Linked DNA regions of Homo sapiens: all the other regions are linked to region 3. A link is a loop called in an ENCODE intact Hi-C map of the cell type or tissue named here. Cell type or tissue: mammary epithelial cell. All regions are shown on one strand.

Evidence for each region. A loop is a pair of places that touch in the nucleus more often than their neighbours do. Peaks named below come from ENCODE experiments on the same cell type or tissue, not always from the same donor. Only the 100,000 strongest peaks of a DNase experiment are listed, where the experiment ranks them.
Region 1: a loop joins it to region 3, with 7 times the contacts of the local background. A loop is called at or near these places in 47 of 110 quality-filtered maps.
Region 2: a loop joins it to region 3, with 9 times the contacts of the local background. A loop is called at or near these places in 100 of 110 quality-filtered maps.

Annotation. Positions count from the first base shown.
Region 1 is chr1:19,237,395-19,245,394 of GRCh38, forward strand. EMC1 (ER membrane protein complex subunit 1) reads right to left here. Exons shown (of 23, transcript NM_015047.3): 2 at 7,512-7,636; 3 at 6,556-6,621; 4 at 6,220-6,313; 5 at 4,951-5,079; 6 at 3,622-3,748; 7 at 2,903-3,052; 8 at 2,424-2,591; 9 at 1,837-1,908; 10 at 1,401-1,463; 11 at 623-745. EMC1-AS1 (EMC1 antisense RNA 1) reads left to right here. Exons shown (of 2, transcript NR_135114.1): 2 at 2,863-3,310. Among named protein-coding and RNA genes, the nearest start is that of EMC1, 10 kb to the right of the region's middle. In mammary epithelial cell, a CTCF peak has its summit at 4,044 (motif pointing left); a DNase peak (open chromatin) is centred at 4,057.
Region 2 is chr1:19,341,146-19,349,145 of GRCh38, forward strand. It overlaps CAPZB (capping actin protein of muscle Z-line subunit beta), which reads right to left. Exons shown (of 9, transcript NM_004930.5): 7 at 4,042-4,107; 8 at 3,213-3,289. Among named protein-coding and RNA genes, the nearest start is that of SLC66A1, 33 kb to the left of the region's middle. RefSeq lists enhancers at 1-581, 3,278-3,327. In mammary epithelial cell, CTCF peaks have their summits at 516 and 3,391 (motif pointing right); a DNase peak (open chromatin) is centred at 516.
Region 3 is chr1:19,650,159-19,658,158 of GRCh38, forward strand. It overlaps MICOS10-NBL1 (MICOS10-NBL1 readthrough), which reads left to right. Exons shown (of 4, transcript NM_001204089.2): 2 at 4,854-5,042; 3 at 5,166-5,277; 4 at 6,708-8,000. The coding sequence starts at 4,873. The coding sequence ends at 6,971. It overlaps NBL1 (NBL1, DAN family BMP antagonist), which reads left to right. Exons shown (of 4, transcript NM_005380.8): 2 at 4,854-5,042; 3 at 5,166-5,277; 4 at 6,708-8,000. The coding sequence starts at 4,873. The coding sequence ends at 6,971. Among named protein-coding and RNA genes, the nearest start is that of NBL1, 9.8 kb to the left of the region's middle. RefSeq lists an enhancer at 267-884 and a silencer at 3,735-3,874. In mammary epithelial cell, CTCF peaks have their summits at 1,182 and 3,710 (motif pointing left); DNase peaks (open chromatin) are centred at 2,233 and 3,743; H3K27ac peaks cover 3,639 bases.

The DNA.
Region 1 (8,000 bases), 410 kb before region 3:
GATACATATTCTTAGGAGCCAACATAATGATGCTGGGGTCTCCCAGACCTTTCCATGGAAGAACCTGAGTACTCCACGGGTACCACGCCATTCATCCATGCTCTAATCACACCCCACAAAGTGAGCAGGAGGCCGGGATTAGACTTTCCGCTTTAGAAACGAAGAAGCCACAGCCCAAGCAGCTGAGGAACACAACCAGATGCACACAGAGGCAATACTGGGTAGTGATGAGGAGTCCAGGCTGTGGGGTTAGACCTGAATCTGAACCGCAGTGACACCTCTTACTGGCTCCGTGACTCTGGCTATGGTACTCGATCCCACCAGGCCACAGAATCATTTTAAAACCAGGTCAGGAACAACCGCTTCATGAGAGTGTTTGGAGGGTTAAATCAATTAATGTGTAAGTTAAAAGCTTAGAACAGTCCCTGGTGCACAATGATGAGCTGGCATAAATAATACCCGCCTTTACTGTGACTTCTAACAAGTCAGTGGCTCAGAGAGCACTAGAACACATGTTTAGAGAGCCTAATCCAAGCCCCATGGCTAAGACCTGGCCCTGAGGAAAGGAAGCCATGTGCTGAGAAGCCCACAGGACAGTCTGCAAAGAAAGGCTCTGCCTTACCCGCTCAGGCCGAGTGCCGCTCTGTTCCAGGCTAAATGTTATCGTGGTGTCCAGCAGCCGCCGACCTGTCTCCACGAGGTATAGGTTAATGGTGTAGGTCTGATTGAAGCAAGCCAGAGAGTCCTAGGAGTACAGACAGCACGTGTCAACTACAGGTATCCCCCGAAAGCAAAGCCCACCAAAGGAAGTCCAAGGATTGGGGGCAAATACCCTAGAGAAGGAGCCAGGCCAGAAGGGGAAATATATGCAAAGGAGAATAAAAGAGAAAAGCAAGCTAAATCCTAAGGCAGAAATAAGGTGCCTGAGTAAATAAATGAAATTACAACTACCATACTTGTCTTGGAAGCCAGTACAGAGTAGCAGAGACTTCTGAGAGAGAGGTAGGGCTGAGCAAGGTAAGACTGAGCAAGACAGGAGGCAGGGAAACGCTTAGATGGAAGCCACAGCAGGAACCTATGCCTCCAGCCAGGGGCTCATGCCTCTGCTACAGGGTAACTGCACAGAGTACTACTCAACTGTGCCAGCCAGGATCCCAAAAGAAATGGGGACGCTGAGGCCCAGAGGAGAAAGTGGCTAGAAACAGACTCTAGGGATTCTACCTCCTAATCTCCCGGTAAAATGAGATTAAGAGAAACATCATTTAATTTACAGTACTTAGGAAACCTCATTTGAAGCTGGGAACTCTAGGACCTGCTCCTAACCAAAGCTCTTCCCCCAACTCTCTTTGGTGGCCTCCTGCGTCTCTAGGTCTGGCATACTGCCCAGTGCCACACCATACCTTTGAACTAGACTTCTCCGAAAAGCTCCCCATTGACCCATCTTCAGAACTGCTACTTTTCTGCTATGAGAAAGAGAAGGACAGGAGAAAATTCAGCCAAAGGGTCACTTCCCAGTCACTGAAATGAAGCTTTTGTTTTTGTCTTCTTAGCACTTGAGAGAAGACAAAGCTCATTTCTCACCCCTGCCCACAAAGCCTATTCAACCCTTAATAGCCCCATATGAAAGTAAGGTCATCACATTAGGGTCTCGTTCCTGGGGAGAAATGGGGTGTGCAGAAAGCTCTATAGTTGAGGCAAGACCTCACTTCTCAACAGCCTCCTGCCCGCTGGGTTCAAACTGACCAGGTCAATGTGCCCAGACTTCTGATTTTCAGGGTTCCTAGTGGAGACCAGGAAGGAAAATCCCAAGTGCTGACTGTTGTTCTCAATACTCACCACTTCATTCCGACAGGCCATGACTGCAGCCACCGTCTTCTCCCCAGTGGTGGCAAAGCTCACTAGGGCAGTCTGGGGGAAAAGCAAGGCATCAGCTCCTAAATGGGACCAGTACTAGCCAGCTGCCTTACAGAGGGTCACCTCTCCAGGGAAGGCCCTTGGCCTTAGAGTTGAAAGTGCTCCCCACTTTGGAGCAGAATGGTCAGGCATTTAAGAGCAGAGGGAGGCCTCAGTTGCATCTACAGCTGAAAACAGAACTCTCCCTACCTCCAACGCAGGCACAGGTCAATCTTAAATCCCATGCTGCTTGTTCTTACTATCTATGGGGAAGCTCTCATTTATGTCCCCATATTTCCTTTGGACTAAGGAAGGCACTAGTTTTGCTCTAAAGATCCTTTGTAATACTCAGGAGGAAATACACCATTTCTATGATAAGGCTACCTACCCCCTCTCAAACCACTTACGGGAAGGTGTCATCAATCTTGGGCCTAAGAGCAAACGTTTCCAGATTCAAAAGCACTGCCTTCTAGCATCCATGTCTTGGAGAGATCTCCTGAATCCTAGCAAACCATGTTGCCTGCAGTTACCTGTGGGAAGTTTTTAAGCAAACTCAGCGTTCCATAATGGTACTGCAGCAGAGCATAGTGGCTTGGGGACAAGTGCAGGAAGAACTGGGCCCGGGAAGCGTCCACTGGGTTGGGCTGGGTAGGCAGGACCCGGGGTTGGAATCCACTTCCAAATTCTAAGTCGAGAGACTGGAAGGCAAGAAGGAGGAGGATTATGGCTAACAGCTGACGACTCCCTGACCCATCCCAGGCTCACAACCTCTGCCCTACTTTGCCGGGGGAAGTAACTGGGCCATGGCAGGTGGCTCCAAATGCTCCAGTTCAAGTTCCCCAAAGAGGAAAGTGACTGATTTCCTCTTACACCAGTTCAGCCAGAGGCCTGAATGGCTTCCACTGCTCAGGAAGAGTCTAGGAGAAAGACCCTCCAGGGGAATCATGCCAAACTTTCTACTCCCCGCAGGAAATGCCTCAGGCCAGAAGAAGCAGTGGCAGCCTCTCACCTGCAGTGGGATCTGTCTCAACTCCCATTCCGTCTCCAGAGCCAAAGTTTGGAGGGAACGTGAGCTCGGGTCAGGACACACCAGGACAGCCTCATCCACCACACCACAGGCTCCAGACAGGTGCTGCAGCCACGGAGTTGAAACCCTAACCTACAGAAAAGTCATCGTTAACAGGAAGCTCGTGAAAGATTTTTACATTTCCCTCTCAGCCCAACAGCAATATTGCTGCCAGCATCCCACTGGGGGTCCTAAGCTCAAAGGTTCTTCATGGTTGGTTGTATAGGAGTTCTTCCTGTCCCCTGAAACCCCACCCTCCAACCTCCTGAGAGCCTTCAAAGTTGGAAAAAATATCAGGATTTTCTTTCTGGTCACTGGAAAAATATATCCGATAATTTTAAATACCTGGCACTTCAGAATCAGCACTTCTTTACTATATTTGCCATATGTGGTGTCCTACTGTGATTTCACAGCACTGTAAGATACTTACAGGCAGAGACTAGATCTATGTAATTTTTTAGCCACCCCAGAAGATAACACATGCAAATATGAGTACTTTAAATAGAGGCCTAATGGGAAGGCAGCTGGCAAGTGACCAGAATGAGGGAGCATAAGTAGCTTTTGCATCTGCCCAGCCAAGTTCCCTGTTCCCCAGTACAAAGAAATCTATCAAGTCTCCCCCAACCCCACCTTATTCACAGGCTCCTGTCACCCTCCTGTACCTGCTGAACAATCTCTCCATCTTCCACATTAAACTTGACAATGTTCACATGGCTGAAGGGAACAACTCCGAGGGCCCACACCACCCCAGAGCCGTAAGAATACACCATCTGGTAGTGGATGCTGTCACTAAGAGAGGGAAGAAGAAACCGCAGCGTCAGCTTTCAACCCAGGACAGGATTATCCTCAGGGGCTGCCAGGCCTCAGCCAGATGTCACAAACTAGTAATTCCCAAATAGGTTTTGTTTGGCTCACACAGTTTGGGGGCTTTTGTTGTTGTTGTTCTTAATTTGAATTAGTTGTCAACATTTAGAAGATATTATACTTCACAATCAGATTTCTAAATTTTCCTACGGTTAGAAGATGTGGCAACACTAGGCCTAAATACAGAGCACCAATCAGGTGGGTAAGGCTGCCCCCTCCAGGCAGGCCAGGAGCACTGCAGCTCCCATCCAGCCAGTGTTGCTCATGGATATTTCATAACCCGCCTCATAGCATTTTCTTTGTTGTGTTTTTTTTTAGACAGCGTCTCACTCTGTCACCCAGGCTGCAGTGCAGTGGTGCGATCACGGCTCACTGCAGCCTCTACCTCCCGAGGCTCAGGTGATCCTCCCACCTCAGCCTCCCAAGTAGCTGGGATCACAAGCACGCACCACCATGCCTGGCTAATTTTTTGTACTTTTTGTAGAGATGGGGTTGCCCAGGCTGGTCTTGAACTCCTGAGCTCAAGTGATCTACCCACCTCAGGCTCCCAAAGTGCAGGGATTACAGGCGTGAGACACCATGCCAGGCCAGAATTTGAAGTTTTGAGTCCTGCTCTAAACTTTGAAAATGGCCACAGGGTGTCTAAGTAGATCCTTTTATCTTGTTCCTTCTCTCTTGTTCCTTCCCAATTTCGATGCTTTCTACCAGCAGGACCTCGAGAAACCATTTCACACCTCACTCAGCCTACCCTGGGTCTTCTTGAGTTGTTCTAACTCTTAATATGAACGAAAGGCTCAGTCAGAACTAGAACTAGAACTAGAACTTGAACTAGAAGTCAGAAGGCACAAAGTACCATAACCATGAGCGAGTGAGTGGCTCCCGTAGCATGGCTCGCCCTAGCACCCCAGTTTGAGAGTGTTCTCCTCAGTGCAAAGGAAACTCCAGGCATACTCCGGAGTTTCACCCATACTCACAGCCTTCAAGATATTCTGAGTGCAACACACTCCATGGAACACCAACAAGAGACAGGCCTGGGTTAAAGCAAATGCTTCGGGTCCCTCGAGGAGAAAGAGGAGCTCCTAGAGAGTAGAACGAGGCAGCTATTGCCTGTGAGCAGGCAGCCTTACCTTTCTGGGAGATGTTCCACCCACTTGAGGTGCCCACTGGAGAGGTGATGGAGGGCAAGTGTAGTCTTCTTCAGGACTGCGATGTACCTTACAGACTCCTGCAGGCCAACCAGCCCAAGTGCCTGGAAACTGAACACAAGTACAGGTTGAGAGCAGCCCACACCTGCAGAGCCTCAGGCTGGGAGAGACAGTCCAGAACAGTACCCACTGTTGCTTAGTGGGTAAGAAAACAGGCTTTGGGGTCAAACACAGCTGGATCCTAACCCTGGCTCTGCCTCTTGTTAGTCAACTTGAGATTCTGCACTTGCAACCATTTGGCCACACTACTTGCTTCCCTGAAACCATCTGTATCTCCTAAGGGCTGTTCCCTCCTTCCCCTGGGACTTCACAGCAACTGGACCTACCCTCTGCCACATATCCATGAGACAGTGCTGTCATTACTGTGCTACCTGCCTGCCTCCCAATGGACAGCGGAATCCTCAATGACAGCAACTGTCTCACAGTCCCATGTGTTCTCATCGCCTGGGGCTCAGCACGTGTTTACCAAATGAATTACTATCAGAAAATGTATAAGCTAATACAAATGACCCTATCATTTGAACAACTTTAGGGGCCAGGCCCGGTGGCTCATGCCTGTAATCCCAACACTTTGAGAGGCTGAGGTGGGAGGATCACGGGGTCAGGAGTTCGAGACCAGCCTGGCCAACATGGTGAAACCCCGTCTCTACTAATAATACAAAAATTAGCCAGGCGTGGTTCACATGCCTATAATCCCAGCTACTGGAGAGGCTGAGGCACGAGAACTGCTTGAACCTGGGAGGTGAAGGTTGCAGTGAGCCAAGATCACACCACTGCACTCTAGCCTGGGTGACAGAGTGAAACTATGTCTCAAAAAACTCAATAAATAAAAATAAACAACTTTAGCAAAGATGTTAACAATAGGTCAGGCTGTTCTTTAAACAAAACTAAACAGTGGAAGTTTTATATTATGTTCTTATATCTGGAACATTGCAAAACTCACGAATCACAGTGAAATTAGGAACAGCATTCAAGCACAAGCGCAAACATTGCACCTAGAAACTCTGCATCTAACAGGCGCTCAATACATGTTGGCTGAGCAAGCATATCCACAATGGGTACTCAATGTCAATGGCTGGCTCTTCAGTGGTCCCTGGGAAAAAGCCAAAAGCCCAGAGTTGCTGTCTATGCAGATCTGTGTTCCGGTGAAGCCTTTAACTCAGTCAAGATAAAATCCAGTTTCTCCCCTACCTGCCACTGTCCAGGGTTATCTCCCAGTTCAGGCCCCCGATGTTAGTCTCCCAGGAACGCATGATTCGGCCTCCATTGGACACAGTGATCACATCTGGAAAAGAAAAGATCGTGGTGAAGTCATTTCCCACTTGCTCTGTCGCTTCCTAGGGTCCCACTGTGAGCAGTGGCCTCACCTCTGATTTCTGGATGCAAATACATGTTAAACAGGTACCTGTCCTTCACTGTCAGGAGTCCCCAGTCTCCTTTCCCTACCAGACCCTGTACAGATCAAGGAGCCAAGGAATGGGACAGGGAGCTGGCCGCACAATGGAGACACGGGAGGACTCTGCTTACCCTGTCCGTGCAGCAGCATGGCATCCACAGCCCCTTCTGCCGTGCCCTTGTCAACATGGCGCCACACTGAGAGACATGAAAGTTAGACATTACTATGAACAAAAGGTGGCAACCCAGAAGACTAAGAAATAAATGAAGAGCTCTTCATTTGCACAGCAATGTCCAATTTTATCTCGAGGGAGTGAAGGAGTATAGCTAACTGGCAGTGATCCAGTCCCATTCACGGGGTAATGAGGGTAGAAGGGGTTAAGAGGGGCCACTACTGTCCAGGCCCCACTACCACCCCATCAAACATATAAACAAACAACAATAAGATTAATAAAATCCATCCAATTCACAAGAAAAATAGTGATCATAAATTCTATTTCCCTTATTTTAGTGCCTAAAAACATCCGGCCAGTGTAGGTAATTAAGTGAGGGTATCTGAGAGTTTACTGCAAAGTAGAATAATGTGTTTTTTGCAGCAGCATCTTTTTTTTTGAGACAAGGTGTTGCTCTATTGCCCAGGCTGGAGTGAACTGGCATGATCACAGCTCACTGCAGCCTCAACCTGCTGGGCTCAAGCAATCCTCCCACCTCAGTCTCCCAAGTAGCTGGGAATCTAGGCACACGCCACCATGCCTGATTTTTTTAATTTTAGACATGGGGCCTCACTGTGATCCCCAGGCTGGTCTCGAACTCCTGAGCTCAAGTGATCCTCCCGCCTGGGCTTGCAGCAATATCTTATTTAAGGACACTCAGGATTCAAGCTGAGAGAACAAACCGCAAAGGTCAGTTATAGGAACATACAAATATTCAAAGATGGTAAGACTGAAAAAAAAAAAGTATCAGAATCCACTAGGAGAGGCATCTTTTGGCCAACATGTTCCTTATTCAGGAATCAGCCAGGCAGAGTTGGCAATGGTAAGTCTTTCATCCCTGAGGCAGCCAGTAGACACAGTTCTCAGTTCACTCACAGATCTCCCCAGTTCGGGAATTTAATGCTGCAATCACATTCTTCTCTGTGGCTACAACCAACTTCTTGGATCCAGGGGAAAATTCCAAGGAGGCAAACTTGACCTTCCCAACATATTGCTGTCTCCTGAGAAAAAAAGAGTACAGGGGACCATAAGGAGCTAAAATCACCATTCCACAAAATGCTCCGGAAAAAAAATCACAGGGCTATCACCATCACATTCATTTTAGGACACATAAGACGTGTTTGTTAGCTGGGCGCAGTGGCTCACACCTGTAATCCCAACACTTTGGGAGGCCGAGGCAGGCAGATCACCTGAGGTCAGGAGTTCGAGACCAACCTGATCAACATGGAGAAACCCCGTCTGTCTCTATGAAAAATACAAAATTAGCTGGGCATGGTGGCGCATGCCTGTAATCCCAGCTACTCGGGAGGCTGAGGCAGGAGAATTGCTGGAACCCGGGAGGCGGAGGTTGCAGTGAGCTGAGAT
Region 2 (8,000 bases), 310 kb before region 3:
CCAGGAGAAACGCAGACATTTGGTTCATGCTGGGGAAATACACGTTTCTGAGTATCTTCCCAGGACTGTCCCTGGCTCTGCGGCGGCCAAAGGCATCAGCCCCCACGGCCCCCAGGCTCCAAATCTCAGCCGATTCCCCAGGGGCTTCTTGCCAAGCTCACAGCGGGAGGTCAACATGGCCAGCGGGAGATGCGGCGGGCAAAGCAGCAGCGCACAGGACCTCTAGCCTGGGTGGTCACTGGCTCTTCTGGGAAGGAAGAGCCAAGCCCGCCAGGTCTTGGCTGGATCACACGAAGGAGAAAGTTCCAGAGCTAGAATCATGTTAGACACAGGAAGTTAGAAGTGAAATGGTGGAAGGCGGAAGGAGCAGGGGGCTTATTTAAGGGACAATGCTTGGGAAGGTCACGGCCAAGCAACCTCGAATCAGCGCTTGGAGACAGTGCTCGACTCTGTGGGAGGGAGGAGTCATCTTGAGCAGACCTGGCTGCCAGGGTTTCTACGCCAGGACGCCCCCAGTGGGCGGCCAGGGAACTGCACCATCACGGTGTATCTTAAAAAGAGTTTTTTCTCAATGCCATGATGGAAATGCCTGATGGCCACACTGTGAGGCTGACCCGAGTCGTGGGCCTTAAGTTGGCACACACAGACCAGACTGGTGCACTTAAGTCCCACGGCCTCGGAAAAGCAGCTCCACCTGGTTTTCTAAGTGCCTGACCCCACCTCCACCTTGGAAAGTCTGCTGCACCCCTTCTGGGGTGGGCCTTCAGTGCGCAGCCCCTGGACCTGGGCTCTGCAGCCCCAGTTGGCAGGGTTCCAAATGCCTTCTTTTTACAAACAAGTTTCCCTCCTACTCTCCAGGGATGCTGCCTCCTTCCCTACATCTGGATCTGTCACAAGCTCAAGTCATGGTTCTTGGCCATTACCAACAAGCAAGACTATTTTCCTTTCCATTAGCGAAACCTGTTTAAAGGAACAGCTGCAGCTCGTTAGGGGCGGAAGGTTATGCTGGTTGTGGCCGAGTCGGCACTGGGCGTCCAGGCAGCTCCAGCAGAGCATCTGGGCCAGCCAGGGTGGAGTCCAGCCCTGACTCTGCCCTCCAACCCCAGAGACTCAGAGATCAGAGAGTGAGGTCACCCCTTCCAAGCCAGCTAGCCCTGGACAGGCAATGTGCCGCTGAGCAGCGGGGAGGCTTATGTGGCTTCTGGGATCCCTGCACCAGCATCAGAGGCTCCTCTGAAGCATGGGGGGGTGGACGGCAGGCAGATCCCTGCCCTGGGGACAGTCAGGCCGGTGCACACAAGTGGCTGCTGCTGGAGAGGCAGCATCCGTCCCTTGGCCTGGGCTTCTTCAGAAGCAAAAGCCAAAAAATCAGCCGTCTTCCCCACACCCAGCCTCCACCCAGAGTGGAAAGCACACACACGTGATAGGTGCCGTGTTACATGGGGCCGAGGCTACACGGGAATGTGGCTGTGCACCGACCGGGAGCACACGTGGGGGTTAGTGGTGGTTTAAATGGCCGCGGAGCAGCAGCCGGACCGGCAGGGTCTCGGCGGGTTGGTGAGTCCTGTTTTAGTGGGGAGGGTCTCGCGGCTCTCAGGCAGGGTACCTGGATCGGCTTAATTATCAGGCTGGATGTAGATCTGGCGCTGGGTCAGCACTTGAGAGAGCTCCCTCTGCAACTGCTTAAACTTTTGGTTGTCAGGGATAGCATCAATAGATCTACAGAGAGTGTTCAAGATGAGTGGAGTGGGAGGGAAGAGAACGACGAGAAGCCAGGAACGCAGGGGGCCACAGCTGAGGAGGAAATTCAGGGAGACCCACGAGGCGGAAGGGGGGATGCCGTGGCGGCTCTGGGGTGTGGAGTGGTATCGCCGCTGCAGAGGTCCACGCTGGCGGTGGTCGTGGTATTCAGGGGCTCGCCACCACCACCCGCAGGCTCTTCGGCTTCTCTCCCCCACTTCCCAGCCACTGCCTGGGGACTGTGCAGGTTGGCTGGGCGGGAAAGTGTGTTTGGTGTATCGGGCAGTGGCTGCCAGTGGCAGGCCTAACGCCAGGGACCACTGGGCTCTAACCCTGTCACAGGTCACGAAGACCAAGCCTCCCCCAGGTGGGCAGGGGATCAGAAGACAAGGGTCCAAAGAGGACTCCTCCTCTGTTTTAAAACTGTAAAGCAGGTGACTGAAATCTGTCGCCCACCCCAGTCCACGAGCTGGGGCAGCCCCGGGACTGCAGCCTGCCTCTCCTCTGGGCTGGGCTGTGAGAGCTACACCACGGCAGTGGGTGAGAGGGCTGGCCGCTAAAGGCATAGCACAGCCCGACTCACACGGTGCTGCTGGACTGCAGAGCGTGTTCTAGATTCATCATCTCAGCCGACCGTGCCTCCTCGACTGGACAAGGGCCTCTGCGAGGAGTGCCAGAGGCCATGCAGCTCGGGATGACAGAGCTTAGGGGAGATCCCGGCCTCCTGACTCTCCTGACTCCAAGGCCAGTGCTCCCTCCACAGCCGTTTACTGCCCCCAGCTGGGCTCTGGCCTCATGTCAGAGGCCTGCCTCCTGCTCTGTCCGCCGTGGACCTGGAGGGTCCAGAGAGCGCCCGGCTTTTGTTTGGGCTGACACTGCAGAGCTGAGGGCACGAGGTGGGAAGGATGGTGCAGGACACTGGCCACTGGCAGCAGAGCCCTGGCAGAGGACGTCAGAGAGGCTGGGGCCCCCTGAGAACGCCCAGGCTGAGGGCCCTGCCTGCATGTGGCGTCAGGGAGGCTGGGGGCCTGAGAAGGCCCGGACTGAGGGCCCTGCCTGCACGTTGCGCTCTGCTGTCTCGGAGAGCAGGCCAGCCAGAGGCAGCCGGGCTGCCCGGAATGTGGTGTCATGGCTCCCCTAGGCCCAGGCTGGAGGGTGGGGAGATTTTTGAGCGGGGACTGACAAACTGCAGGGCTGAGGAGGCTCCGGGGGCAAGGGCACCAATGGCTGTTAGGGTGAACATGCCCCAGAAAACAAATGGTGCAGATAGGGACCGACAGCTGCTACGGAGAGTGCAGATGACACATCAGGACTTTACTTTCCAAAATCAACATAATGATCATCCCAGAAGAGGGGCACTGCAGCCTACCAATGAGGACACCGAGGCCCAAGACCACACAGCTAGTAACTGGCAGAGCCAGGGTTCAAATCCCTCTGTCTGCTTCTAAAGCTTGTGCTTTCTGGTACATTACCTCAGCCCATTGACGATATCCTTTGTTTTTCCAAAGTAGATCTCGTTCAGCGTACTTCTGATTTTATTTTCCATGTCCTGGAAGGGAGGTCGGTCAGCGCAGTGGCAAAAGGTCAGGAACCCTGAGGCCCACGCCCTCCCTCCACCTGCCAGCCCTGCAGTCCCCAGTGTGGCCACTGGAGGGTGGCACACGCCTGCTCTGGGGCATCAGTGAGCGCGCTCCAGGCTGCCAAGACCCCACCTGCCATCTGTGCTCCCGGCACCTTCCCATCCACAGTCCACAGGCAGGGAGGAAGCCAGTACCCAGGGATTGGCGGCCAGCTCTGCCCATGCCTGGGAGCTGCTCTAAACCACATCACCACCCCTTGGGCTCCCCACTAATTTTGTGAACAATTCTGTGAAACCCGAGAGCACCTCCCTGCCTTCCCAAACAACGTGGTGACAGGAGGGCCAAGGCAGCCGCAACTGAAGCCACACCAGGGCCCACTGGCATTCCTGGGATCTGCTTCCTCTCCCAGCGCAGGGCCCTGTTCACACCCAGGCGATCAGGGGAGACAAGACCTAGTGCGCCCCAGAGCCAGCGCCTGAGCAGTCTTCTGGGAGCCCAGGTCTGGGGGTGGAGCAGGAGGTGGCCCTGAAGCTGGAGCCTGCTGGCATCCAAATCAGAGGCTCCAAAAATATGAGGCCAGGGCAAAATCCAAGAAGCGCTCTGCCGGCTGCGGTGGAGCTGAGAGAAAGCAGCAGAGAAGGAGGCCAGCACAGCGGCTCCGGGGCTGCAGTGTCACTGCTGTGGGTCACTGCAGGAGCCAGCCAGAGCCCAGGTCACTCACCTCTACCAGGCGCCCGATGTTGGCTATGTGTGGGGAGCAGTCACTCACAGTTTCATCCTTCTCCATCTGCAAAAGACAGAAACATTCCAAGTCAGAGAAAGCCAGAGATTTCTGAGAACGGCAGACAGCCCACCCCACCTCCACGGTCTGCAAAGAGCCTACTGTTCCCACCGTGGAGCCAGCTGCAGGTATGACAAGGCCAGTTTTGCAGCCTGGGAACTGAAGCACAAACCGACTTCAGTTTCAGACCATAAAGAGCCCAGAGGGCAGAAGCCCAGAGTCCCACTTCCAAGGGAGAAGATTTTGCTGCTGCCCATGGTAGAGCAGGCAGATGCCCAGAGCCACAGCAGCAGCCCTTGGCAGGCACCAGCTCACCCGAGCCAACTGGAGAAGACTCACTCGGTTTGTCTTCAGGCCTCTACTGGCAGGCCCAGGCCCACGCTGGGCCATCCACCCCAGGTTCAGGGCCTGACACTGCAGGGGAAGCTTCTGTGCTGCTGCTGCGCCCTGGCGCTCCCAAATGGTGGCTTTGGGGTGCCATCTGCTGCAGTCTCGCAGGGAGGGACAGACAACCTCTGACGGAGACTTCAGGCCAGAGGGATTCAGTGGCTCACCCTAGTCATGCAGGTGGCAATGGCAGAGCCTGGGTCAAACCCTTCCTCGCACCAGGGCCTGTTCGTTCTACTCTGCGAGGAGAGTTTGAGCAAGAGAGTCTCAATATAGACTCTGAGGTTATGAGGGGGGCAGCAGCACTCAAGCCCCATCTCCTCTTCCCAAGCCCAGGAAGAGCTGGCTCTGACCCAATCATCTCAACTCGGAGGAGGGAGGAAATGGAGGCAGGTTAGGGTAGAAGGAATTCGGCACTTTCCCCCGAATTTTTTCTTATCTGAAGCCTTATTTCCCTGACAAGAATATAAATTCTTTCAGGAGAGATGTGCCTGCCTCATAACGCACAGGGTACCTGGAAGAGTGCTAGGAACATAAATGCTCAACGTTACTACACTGAAAACAGGAATACGCAGCTACGATGACTAATGTTGTTGAAATAAAATGTGGAAGCTGAAATAAATAATCAAGAAAGAGGAAGAAAAGAACAGCATCAGAAAGGGTAGAGTAGAAACCATGCAAGAAGTGGCCATCAAATTATAATACAAAAATGCAGTACTCTAAGGCTAAGCATTTATTGTTGAGATTCTAAATCTGCTTAGACATTATTTATAATTTTTGAAGCTTTATTAAAATAAAATAAAATTTGTGAGAGAAGCTAAAAAAAAAAAAAAAAAAAAAAAAAAGAAAGGGTAGAGTTCAAAATGAGACCAGGCCCACAGAAGAAAAACCAGCAAAAGGTGGGTTCCTCTCTTTGGAACCAGGAGAACAGGGTGGAGTCTGGGGGGAGATACTGTCTCAGAGGGTACGGGCTCTGTTGCTTCTCACCTATTTCTACATCTCCTCATCAGGGAGACTGACTTTCAGGCTGTGAAAGGTGGAACCAACCTGGTTAAGAGCGGGGTGAGCAGAGGGCAGGAGAGAACCAAGCCACTTTAAACGACCAGGCTTCCAGGGTCGGGCAAAACCGACCTGTGATTGAAATCCTTGACACTGGGGGCGGCAGCACTGACCCGACTTTTGTCTTTTTTTTTTTTTTTTTTTTTTTGAGACGGAGTTTCGCTCTTGTCGCCCAGGCTGGAGTGCAATGGTGCAATCTTGGCTCACTGCAACCTCTGCCTCCTGGGTTCAAGTGATTCTCCTGCCTCAGCCTCCCCAGTAGCTGGGATTACAGGTGCCCACCACCACGTCCGGCTTTTTTTTATTTTTATTTTTATTTTTTATTTTTAGTAGAGACAGGGTTTTGCCATGTTGGCCAGGCTGGTCTTGAACTTCTGACCTCAGGTGATCCACCTGCCTCAGCCTCCCGAAGTGCTGGGATTACAAGTATGAGCCACTGCACCTGGCCGACCCAACTTTTGTCAAAAAAGGAAGAATGGCCTCTGCAAGGAAACGCTAGCTCGAAACTGATCCAGACAACAATTTTTGATGGGATCGTTAAAATCATCTGCTGGCACATTTTAAACTCAGAGATCATGAGGAGCCAGCCAGGCTCACTGTGAACAAGCCCTGCACGAGAGCACTTCTTTTCCTGTTTTGGTGGGGATGCTGGGCTGGAAGAAAACACAACTACTTAAATAGGGTCGCATCCTTCTGGCAAGTTCCCATCTACCATCCTGCACCTGTGGCTGAGAGGAAGGGCAGGATGGAGCCTCTGCCGATAGGGGTAGGGACCTGGCCACATTTCCACAGCCCCCCACCCACTCCCCTCCACACCTGGTCAGGGTCAGCTCGCTGGCAACACCGACCCACCAAAAATAGAACCATTTGTGCACTGCATACACTATGTGGCACCCTGTAGCAGTCTCTGCCTGCCCTTGGTCAACTTGTTTGTCCAGGACTTAAGTAAAGGCCCAGCTGAGAGAACGACCAGCTTCCTATCGACAGTGTCAAGGGTTGAGATGGTCACAGGGTTAATACGGAACCCGGAAACCTGGGCTAGCTACAGAACGAGAGCAGCAACTTGGAATGGAGCCAGGCGGCAGCCACCTTTTTCCATCTCAGCTTCCTAGGAACCCTGTTTTAAACCCAAGGAAACCGAAGCTTAAAGAAGCAAGAATCATACAGCACTGTTAGATTCCGACGCCTTTGCTCCTCCTACTTCACCACGCCAGTTAAATGTACCAGGGCAAATGCAAGCCAGATATTTAGGCTCAAGGGTGCATTTCATGCAGTACAAAATGGGGAACTGCTGACTTGCAAACAGTTCCTATGAAGAGACTTGTGGTTTTTAGATAATTTCAAGTTTGACAAGGATGAGATGTCGCTACTAGGAAAGCTTTTGTGCAACTTTAAGGTGCACAGATGACACTATTCCTTGTGCCCAGATAAGGGGCAGCATTCCCACCCCATCGCGTGATGAAGACACTGCAGCTGCCAGTTTCCATTGCTTGCTTGGGAAGGCAGTGGTTACCCTCTGTTCTGTCCTGGCCCAGCTACATCTGCAGGGCTGGATTCAGTTTAGGGCACTTTTTTTTTTTTAATTTTCTTTTAAAAGACAAGGAGGTCTTGCTATGTTGCCCAGGCTAGACAGGAACTCCTGCAATCCTCCCACACAGCTGTAACTACAGGTGTGTGCCACTGTACCCTGCTAAGGCACTGGGTTTTAAAAGCCTTGAATGAGTTAGCATTCATCTGCTTAAAAGGTCTGAACACCCTGACACCAAGAAATGGGAGAGAACTAGGGCTATCCAGGCCTGGCGGTGGTGGGTGGGGAGGGATGTGTGTGTGCTAGGGGAGACACAAGAGATTCTGGCAGGGCTCTGAAGGCCTGCTGTCTGCCAGGGGAACAGACCCAACCTATGTCGCTGTAGATGGCAGAGGGGGGACCGAGCAGTGAGAGAACATCACGGCTCACTGGGCTGGACTCGGTCTGTTCTGATAGAGCTGTCCCTGACAGGCATCTGCTCACAAAGCAATGTGGTCTGGGAGACCGACGGGTCTGAGAAAACGGGTGGCATCTGACAAGGGGGGGGGGCGGTCTAGGTGAGGGCAACAGTCCAGAACCTGCTGCCTCCCAAGTCATAACAGTAAATATCTGCAGAAAAAAGACATCTGGTTCTGGCAAGGCTGTTTTACTGAGGACTAGTGGAAAAGAGGGAGAGAAATGCTAGAAAGACCGGCTTCTCTGCTCCCATCTGTCTTGGCATGCTCTGGCAAGTCATCCTGAGGAATCTCGACCCTCAGACCCCAGGGGGTCTCCATAAAACAGGAGTAGTGAGAGTGCCCATGAGCTTGAGAGTCACAGTTCTCATTTCAGGTCTAATAAACACACCAACCTCGGCAGCACTGGAGCGTCTGCTGGAACATCATCTTTATCTGCCACTAGCAAAACCCTGGTGCCAAGACGACGG
Region 3 (8,000 bases):
TAGGAGCAATGGGCTATGCCATATAGCCTAGGTTTGTAATAGCCTAGACTATTCAGGTTTGAGTTCACTCTATCACCTAATGGCACATTTCTCAGAGTGCATCCCCATGGCTAACTGACGCATGACTATAGTTGCGCTCTTATATTTAGTTCAGAATTCAGAACCTCTGCTTCCCTCCTGAGAGCCATCTCTGACTGTGCCAACTCAAAACAACTGCCCCCTATTTACCCACATCCCTGGACCTCCCCTCAGGGGAGTGTCTGAGTGGGCATAGGGTCTGTGCCCCCAGCTCCCTGCCCTCACCCTTGCCTTTCTCCCCACCCTCCTAGAAGTGAGTGAGTGTGGAACTGCAGGGCCCTGAACGGCCCAGGGCAGGGCATTGCTTTGCCTGACTTGCTGGGGGCCTTGGGACAGCCCCTTGCAGAGCAGGGAGACTTGGCTGGGAGATCTCCAACTTTCCTTCCCGCCCTCGCTTTTGGGGAGTCCCATGACTTGCTGTGTGACCTTCAGGGCGGGAGGAAGGGTTGAGAATCTGGGTGAGGCTCTCAAGGCTCAGGAAGGAAAGTACGATCGCTGCTTAAAAAAAAAAAATAGATTAGTTGCTGCTTGAAAAAACAAAAAAGCGTAAACCAACAAAAAAGCATAAACCAACAAAAAAAGAAAACCTGCTAGCCAAGAGCCCACCCCACCGGTGGGGGCAGCCTGGGCTCTTCGGGGCTGGGCAGGAGGGTGGGCGGAGGCAGGTGTGTCTGGATGACAGCCGTGTGTGGGAGAGACTTCATCTGGCATCCTCGCTGCCTCCTGTTCCAGCCCAGCCTTGGCTCTGATGCTGGCCCAGCCTTTCCCATGATCCCCTGGGGGGAAGAGAGCTGACCTTAGTGGGTGCCTCCTAGGTGCTGAGTACCTTCATTTACTCCTCCCAATTCTTCTCCAGGGAAGGTGCAATGCTTCCCATGTTAGGGTTGAGAAAGGCAGTTTCTGAGGAGTGAACTTATTTCTGGAGTCACACAGCTCCTAAGGGGAGGGGCTGCAGTTCAAACACTGGGGACTCCAGGGTCCACGCTTCCAGGGGGAGCCCGGGGAAAATGCTGGAGCTCCACGCTGCTGGCCCGGGGAGGCCGAGGCCCCAGCGCCCTGCGGAGAGCCTGCTAGGGCCTGGTGGGTTGGGTTATAGCACCCCTCTGTGGACACAGCTGGCCCTGTGATAACCTCAGCTGTGCACTGGAAAGGGTGGAAGGTAAGGAGGGGGCCTTCTGCCTCAGTTCGTCTCATTTCTCCTAACCTCTGTCCCAGCCTGACGCTGATAACCAGTTCCTGATCTCTGGGCCTGCAACCTCTTCCAAAAAGTCACCATTACCCCATTTCCCAGTAAGCCTCCATTAGCCTCAACCCCAGTCTCAACACTCGGCTTCAGCCTAGTTGTGACCCACAGCCTCGGTTGTGACCTCTCCTAATTCCAACTCCAAGTGCTCACCCCAGCCTCCCTCCCTCCCTCTGTCCCTCCCTCCCTGCCTCCCTCCCTCTTTTCTTTCCTGTCCTTTTTTTCCCTTTCCTTTTTGACAGGTTCTTGCTCTGTCACCCAGTCTGGAGTGCAGGGACGCAATCATGGCTCACTGCAGCCCCAAGCCTGGTCTCAAGCCATCCTCCCGCCTCAGCTTCCCACATAGCTGGACTACAGGTGCACATCACAATGCATAATGTGATAATAAAAAATGTGTTATCACAGTGTGATAATAAAAAAATATTTTATTTTATTTTATTTTATTTTGAGACCAAGTCTCACTTTGCTTCCCAGGCTAGTCTTGGACTCCTGAGTTCAAGTGGTCCTCCCGCTTTGGCCTCCCAAAGTGCTAGAATTACAGGTGTGAGCCACCATGCCTGGCCCAGGCTACTTGCATTACAACCCCAGTCTCAATTCCAAATCCACATCACTTTCTGCCCCAGTCACCTCCCTGGCCCCCTGTGACCTGTTGTTCCTGAGGAAGCAAGATGGGGTCAGATATAGGAGGACAAGAGTCCCTGGACCTCTCCTAAGGGTCTAGGGGGCCAGTCCAGCCCAGGGAGCCCTGGCCTTAAATGGACCTCCAGGACCCTTCAGGTGTGCTGTGGGCAGACCTGACTCAGGAGTGAGGAAGCCGCCTGCATGCCAGGCTTGTTGAAAAATTCACTGGGTTGCCAGTTAGGGAGGAATCCATTCTATTTTGTTAGGATGTGGTTGTACTGGAAACATGGGCTTTGTCAGCAAGACCGGAAATGCGTGGGTGAGGGCCTGGATCGTGACAGGAACTCATTTGGGAGGCGGCGGGGGGGCAGCCTGTCCGACCTCACTTCCAGCTGCCCTTCCTCCCCAGTGGGCTGGGAGTGGGGCTTATCCCGGCATTGGGGTCCCCTGAGATGGAGACCTGCAGGAGAGGGGCAGGAGCTGGGGGAACTTGCTGGATGGGGAGCGGAGTGCTTGGAGGGGTTCACAGCCCTGCAGGAGCCCCACTCAGCCAGCCCACCTCTAGACCCGTGCTCCCCAGACACTTTATAAAGTACTTGGCTCTGGGCTGGGTGCAGTGGCTCACACCTGTAATCCCAGCACCTTGGGAGGCCGAGGTGGGCAGATCACTTGAGGTCAGGAGTTTGAGACCAGCCTGGCCAACCTGGTGAAACCCCATCTCTACTAAAAATACAAAAATCAGCCAGGTGTGGTGGCGAATGCCTGTAATTCCAGCTATTCTGGAGGCTGAGGCAGGAGAATCACTTGAACCCGGGAGGCGGAGGTTGCAGTGAGCCAAGATCATGCCATGACACTCCAGCCTGGGCGACAGAGTGAGACTCTGTCTCAAAAAAATAGATAAGTAAGGCCGGGCGCAGTGGCTCACACCTGTAATCCCAGCACTTTGGGAGGCTGAGGCGGGCGGATCACGAGGTCAGGAGATCGAGACCATCCTGGCTAACACGGTGAAACCCCGTCTCTACTGAAAATACAAAAAATTAGTGGGGCATGGTGGTGGGCGCCTGCAGTCCCAGCTACACGGGAGGCTGAGGCAGGAGAAGGCGTGAACCCAGGAGGCGGAGCTTGCAGTGAGCAGAGATCGTGCCACTGCACTCCAGCCTGGGCAACAGAGCGAGACTCCGTCTCAAAAAAAAAAAAAAAAAAAAAGTACCTGGCTTTGCCATCTCCATGGCCCATGGTAGGATTGTCCTAAATGGGATGCCCAGTCCCAAGCCACCTGACTCCTGGTGCTGGGCTTCTGTGGGGCCACTGGGACCAGGACTTGTCCCCTCTTCCTCCTGATTTAGCCTCATCCAGGCCCCTCTAGGGACTGTCCCAAGGTAAAGAATCCCTGACTGAGCGCATAGCTGCCTAGGAAGCCTGATCAAAACGCAGACTCCTACCCACCCTAGAACTTTTACTCCACAAGTTCCTAGGGAATTCTGATCAAATTTCAGGTTTGGGAACCACTGGCCTGGCTCACTGCACTCATTTTACAGGTGGTGGGGAAACAGGTCTGAGTGTCCCGGTCACCCAGCACACGTGGACCCATGCCCTTTCTCGGCTGTGCCGTCCTCCGAGGGTTTGGGGGCCTCCTTGAAGAAGGCACTGCCCTCATCTCTGAAGCCTCCCTCTCCCGTGCTTTTTGCACTGGGGGGCATGGGTGAAACTTACCTGGGGCGAGTCTCCTGAAAGCGGAATCCTTTGACACAGACTGCCCTGCAGCGCCACCTTTTGGCAGATCCTGGTATTGTTTTAGTATCTCACTCCATCCTATAGCAGGGGAATTTGCAAATGGCCAAGTGCTTAGCTTTGATTGGCTCCCGCTTGACTCACGTGTTAGAATGGGGCTGGGGACAGTGATCTGTGTAGAGCCCTTGTGGATTCGAGTTTCTGGTGAGGCATCTTAGAGAACAATACTGTCTGGTTCAGGGTCAGTTTTTTTGCCTGAGGTCTGGCCAGCCAAGGTGGCCCAGGAATTCACTGCAGGCCAGGTGCGGTGGCTCACGCCTGTAATCCCAGCACTTTGGAATGCTGAAGCAGGAAGATCGCTTGAGCCCCAGGAGTTTGAGACCAGCCTGGGCAACACGGCGAAACCTGGTCTTTACAGAAATTAGCCAGGTGTGGTGGCGGACGCCTGTAGTCCCAGCAACTCGGGAGGCTGAGGTGGGAGGATCACCTGAGCCCAGGGAAGTCGAGGCTTCAGTGAGCCGTGATCATGCCACTGCACTCCAGCGTGGGTGACCGAGTGAGATCTTTTCTCAAAAAACAAAACCAAAAAGAAATCACAGCAACGTGAAGGTTAAGGCTAACTTTTCAAACATCAGAATCCTGACAATGGTTGCAGTAGCTTTCAAGGAGACATGGTGTGTGGCCAGCCCCTCCAGGGCTGTGTGGACAGCTTTTTGTGTATTTTCCTGGGTGACTCACAGCATCAAAGGGAGAAAGGAGGTAGTAATTGTTCAGCACTTGACATGTGCTTGAACACTTCGTAATCGCAATCCTGTGCCAGGCAGTGGCACCATCTCCCCTTTTTAGATGAAGAAACCGAGGCACCGAGATAAAAAGTAACTTGCTCAAGGCAATTTAGGAAGTTGTAAAACCAACCAACACATATGGAATGTGTATTATCTGCTAGGCTCATTTAATATCTCATCTGACCTTCCAGATACCCATCTGATGTAGGTACCACTCCCAGCTCCAATTGTGAGATTCAGAGGGGAGAAATAACTTGTCCAAAGTTGCACTTGGTTAGTAAGTGGGAGAGCTGGGGTTGCGCCAAGGAGTCGGATGCCAGAGTCCATGCTGTAACACCACTACCCGGCCCCCTGCACCTTGCTGTGCCTCACCTGGCACCTGTGCTCCGTTCTAGGGCTCTGGAGGCCACGGGCATGATGCTTCGGGTCCTGGTGGGGGCTGTCCTCCCTGCCATGCTACTGGCTGCCCCACCACCCATCAACAAGCTGGCACTGTTCCCAGATAAGAGTGCCTGGTGCGAAGCCAAGAACATCACCCAGATCGTGGGCCACAGCGGCTGTGAGGCCAAGTCCATCCAGAACAGGTGGGACCCAAGGGGTGGGTGGGGGGATGCGGACAGGGGTCCAAGGAGGGAGGAAGAGGACCAGGGCTGCCCATCCCTGCCTCCCCAACAGTGACACAGGCATGGTGACCTCTCCTCCCACAGGGCGTGCCTAGGACAGTGCTTCAGCTACAGCGTCCCCAACACCTTCCCACAGTCCACAGAGTCCCTGGTTCACTGTGACTCCTGCATGCCAGCCCAGTCCATGTGGGAGATTGTGAGTACTGCCTGCCTGCCCCACCCAGTCTCGGCCCGGAGCCTGCCCCAGCCTTGGCCTTTCTCCCCAGGCTCCTGTATTCCAGCAGATGGCCACAGGGCCTTAGAAAGGCCCCACTGTGTGCAGGGTGAAGGGCTTGTGCTGGGGATACAAATGTGGGCCTCCCCACAGGATGGCTCAGAAGTCTGACACCAACTTGTACAGGACAGGGATGTTCCCGAAGTTCCATTCTGATGTCTCTCATGGGCTGAAGTCCTTTCAGGGGCTTCCTGTTGTTATAGGATGAGACCAAAATCTTTGCCCTGTCCCGAGAACCTGGCATGGCCTGGCTCAGTGGCCTTTCCAGCCTCCTCCTGCTTCCTGCCTTCCTTAGTAGCTTGACGCTTAACACAGCCACCTTCTTTCAGTGCCTCGCACCTGCTCCGTTCGCTTCTACCCCAGGGCCCTTGCACCTGTTCTTTTCCCTGCTTGGAACACCACCTCTGTCCCCTTTCTCTAGTTCACTTCTATTCATTCTTCTGCCCTTGGCCCAAGCAGCGTTTCCTCAGGGCCCCTTTCCAGGCCCCCTGACTGGGGCACACCCTGGTACCGTTGGCTCTCAGAGCACAGTATGCCTCCGCTTCAAGCACCTTTCACACCTGCAGTCTTCCACCTGCATCCGGGTGATTTTGACAGATCTGTTTCCCCCACTAGACTCTGATTTCCTTGAAGGAAATGTGTCTTTGTGTCCCCAGAGCTGGCACAGGGTAGGCGCTCTGTGGAAGGGAGGAAGGAAGAGAGGAAGGGAGGGAGAAGGAAAAAAGGTACTTAGATGGGTGATGATAGGGGCAGAGTAGGAGGTAGATGGGGTTCCTGCAGGGTGAGCCTCAGCTGGGCTGGGCTTTGGGGTGGGGCTCTTTTGAGGAAGTGAAGTCTGAGCTCAGACCCAAAGGCGCAGTTTAGGGCATGTGGTAGTCGGCGGGGATAGGGGGGTGGGTGGGGGGAACCTTCCAGGCAAAGGGAACAGCATGTGCGGAGTCCCTGAGGCAGAGCCCAAGCACAGGATTGGTAAGAGTGGTGCAGGGTCAGGGGTAGGGGGGCCAGCCAGCTGGTGGCACCTGAAGGTCCTGGGTGGCCTTAGTGAGGGGTCAGGGTTTGTCTCCAAGTGCAGGGGGATCGCGGCGGTGGGGGCGATTTTAGCAGGGGCAGGCCACACTGGTGGCTGCTGGTGGGGAATGGGTGGGAAGGTGGCAGGACTGGATGTGAGGAGACAGCTCTGGTGGCTTGTGCAGGGGTTCAATTTCCCCCTCCCCATGGGACCCCAGAGCTAACTGGGCATCACAGGTGGGCTCTGGGATTCTTGATCCCATGAGGAAGTATTACCCTAGGGGCTGCCTTGCCTGCCCCAGACCTTTGGGAACATGCCTCTGCTTCTCTCTTGCCCTCTGCAGGTGACGCTGGAGTGCCCGGGCCACGAGGAGGTGCCCAGGGTGGACAAGCTGGTGGAGAAGATCCTGCACTGTAGCTGCCAGGCCTGCGGCAAGGAGCCTAGTCACGAGGGGCTGAGCGTCTATGTGCAGGGCGAGGACGGGCCGGGATCCCAGCCCGGCACCCACCCTCACCCCCATCCCCACCCCCATCCTGGCGGGCAGACCCCTGAGCCCGAGGACCCCCCTGGGGCCCCCCACACAGAGGAAGAGGGGGCTGAGGACTGAGGCCCCCCCAACTCTTCCTCCCCTCTCATCCCCCTGTGGAATGTTGGGTCTCACTCTCTGGGGAAGTCAGGGGAGAAGCTGAAGCCCCCCTTTGGCACTGGATGGACTTGGCTTCAGACTCGGACTTGAATGCTGCCCGGTTGCCATGGAGATCTGAAGGGGCGGGGTTAGAGCCAAGCTGCACAATTTAATATATTCAAGAGTGGGGGGAGGAAGCAGAGGTCTTCAGGGCTCTTTTTTTGGGGGGGGTGGTCTCTTCCTGTCTGGCTTCTAGAGATGTGCCTGTGGGAGGGGGAGGAAGTTGGCTGAGCCATTGAGTGCTGGGGGAGGCCATCCAAGATGGCATGAATCGGGCTAAGGTCCCTGGGGGTGCAGATGGTACTGCTGAGGTCCCGGGCTTAGTGTGAGCATCTTGCCAGCCTCAGGCTTGAGGGAGGGCTGGGCTAGAAAGACCACTGGCAGAAACAGGAGGCTCCGGCCCACAGGTTTCCCCAAGGCCTCTCACCCCACTTCCCATCTCCAGGGAAGCGTCGCCCCAGTGGCACTGAAGTGGCCCTCCCTCAGCGGAGGGGTTTGGGAGTCAGGCCTGGGCAGGACCCTGCTGACTCGTGGCGCGGGAGCTGGGAGCCAGGCTCTCCGGGCCTTTCTCTGGCTTCCTTGGCTTGCCTGGTGGGGGAAGGGGAGGAGGGGAAGAAGGAAAGGGAAGAGTCTTCCAAGGCCAGAAGGAGGGGGACAACCCCCCAAGACCATCCCTGAAGACGAGCATCCCCCTCCTCTCCCTGTTAGAAATGTTAGTGCCCCGCACTGTGCCCCAAGTTCTAGGCCCCCCAGAAAGCTGCCAGAGCCGGCCGCCTTCTCCCCTCTCCCAGGGATGCTCTTTGTAAATATCGGATGGGTGTGGGAGTGAGGGGTTACCTCCCTCGCCCCAAGGTTCCAGAGGCCCTAGGCGGGATGGGCTCGCTGAACCTCGAGGAACTCCAGGACGAGGAGGACATGGGACTTGCGTGGACAGTCAGGGTTCACTTGGGC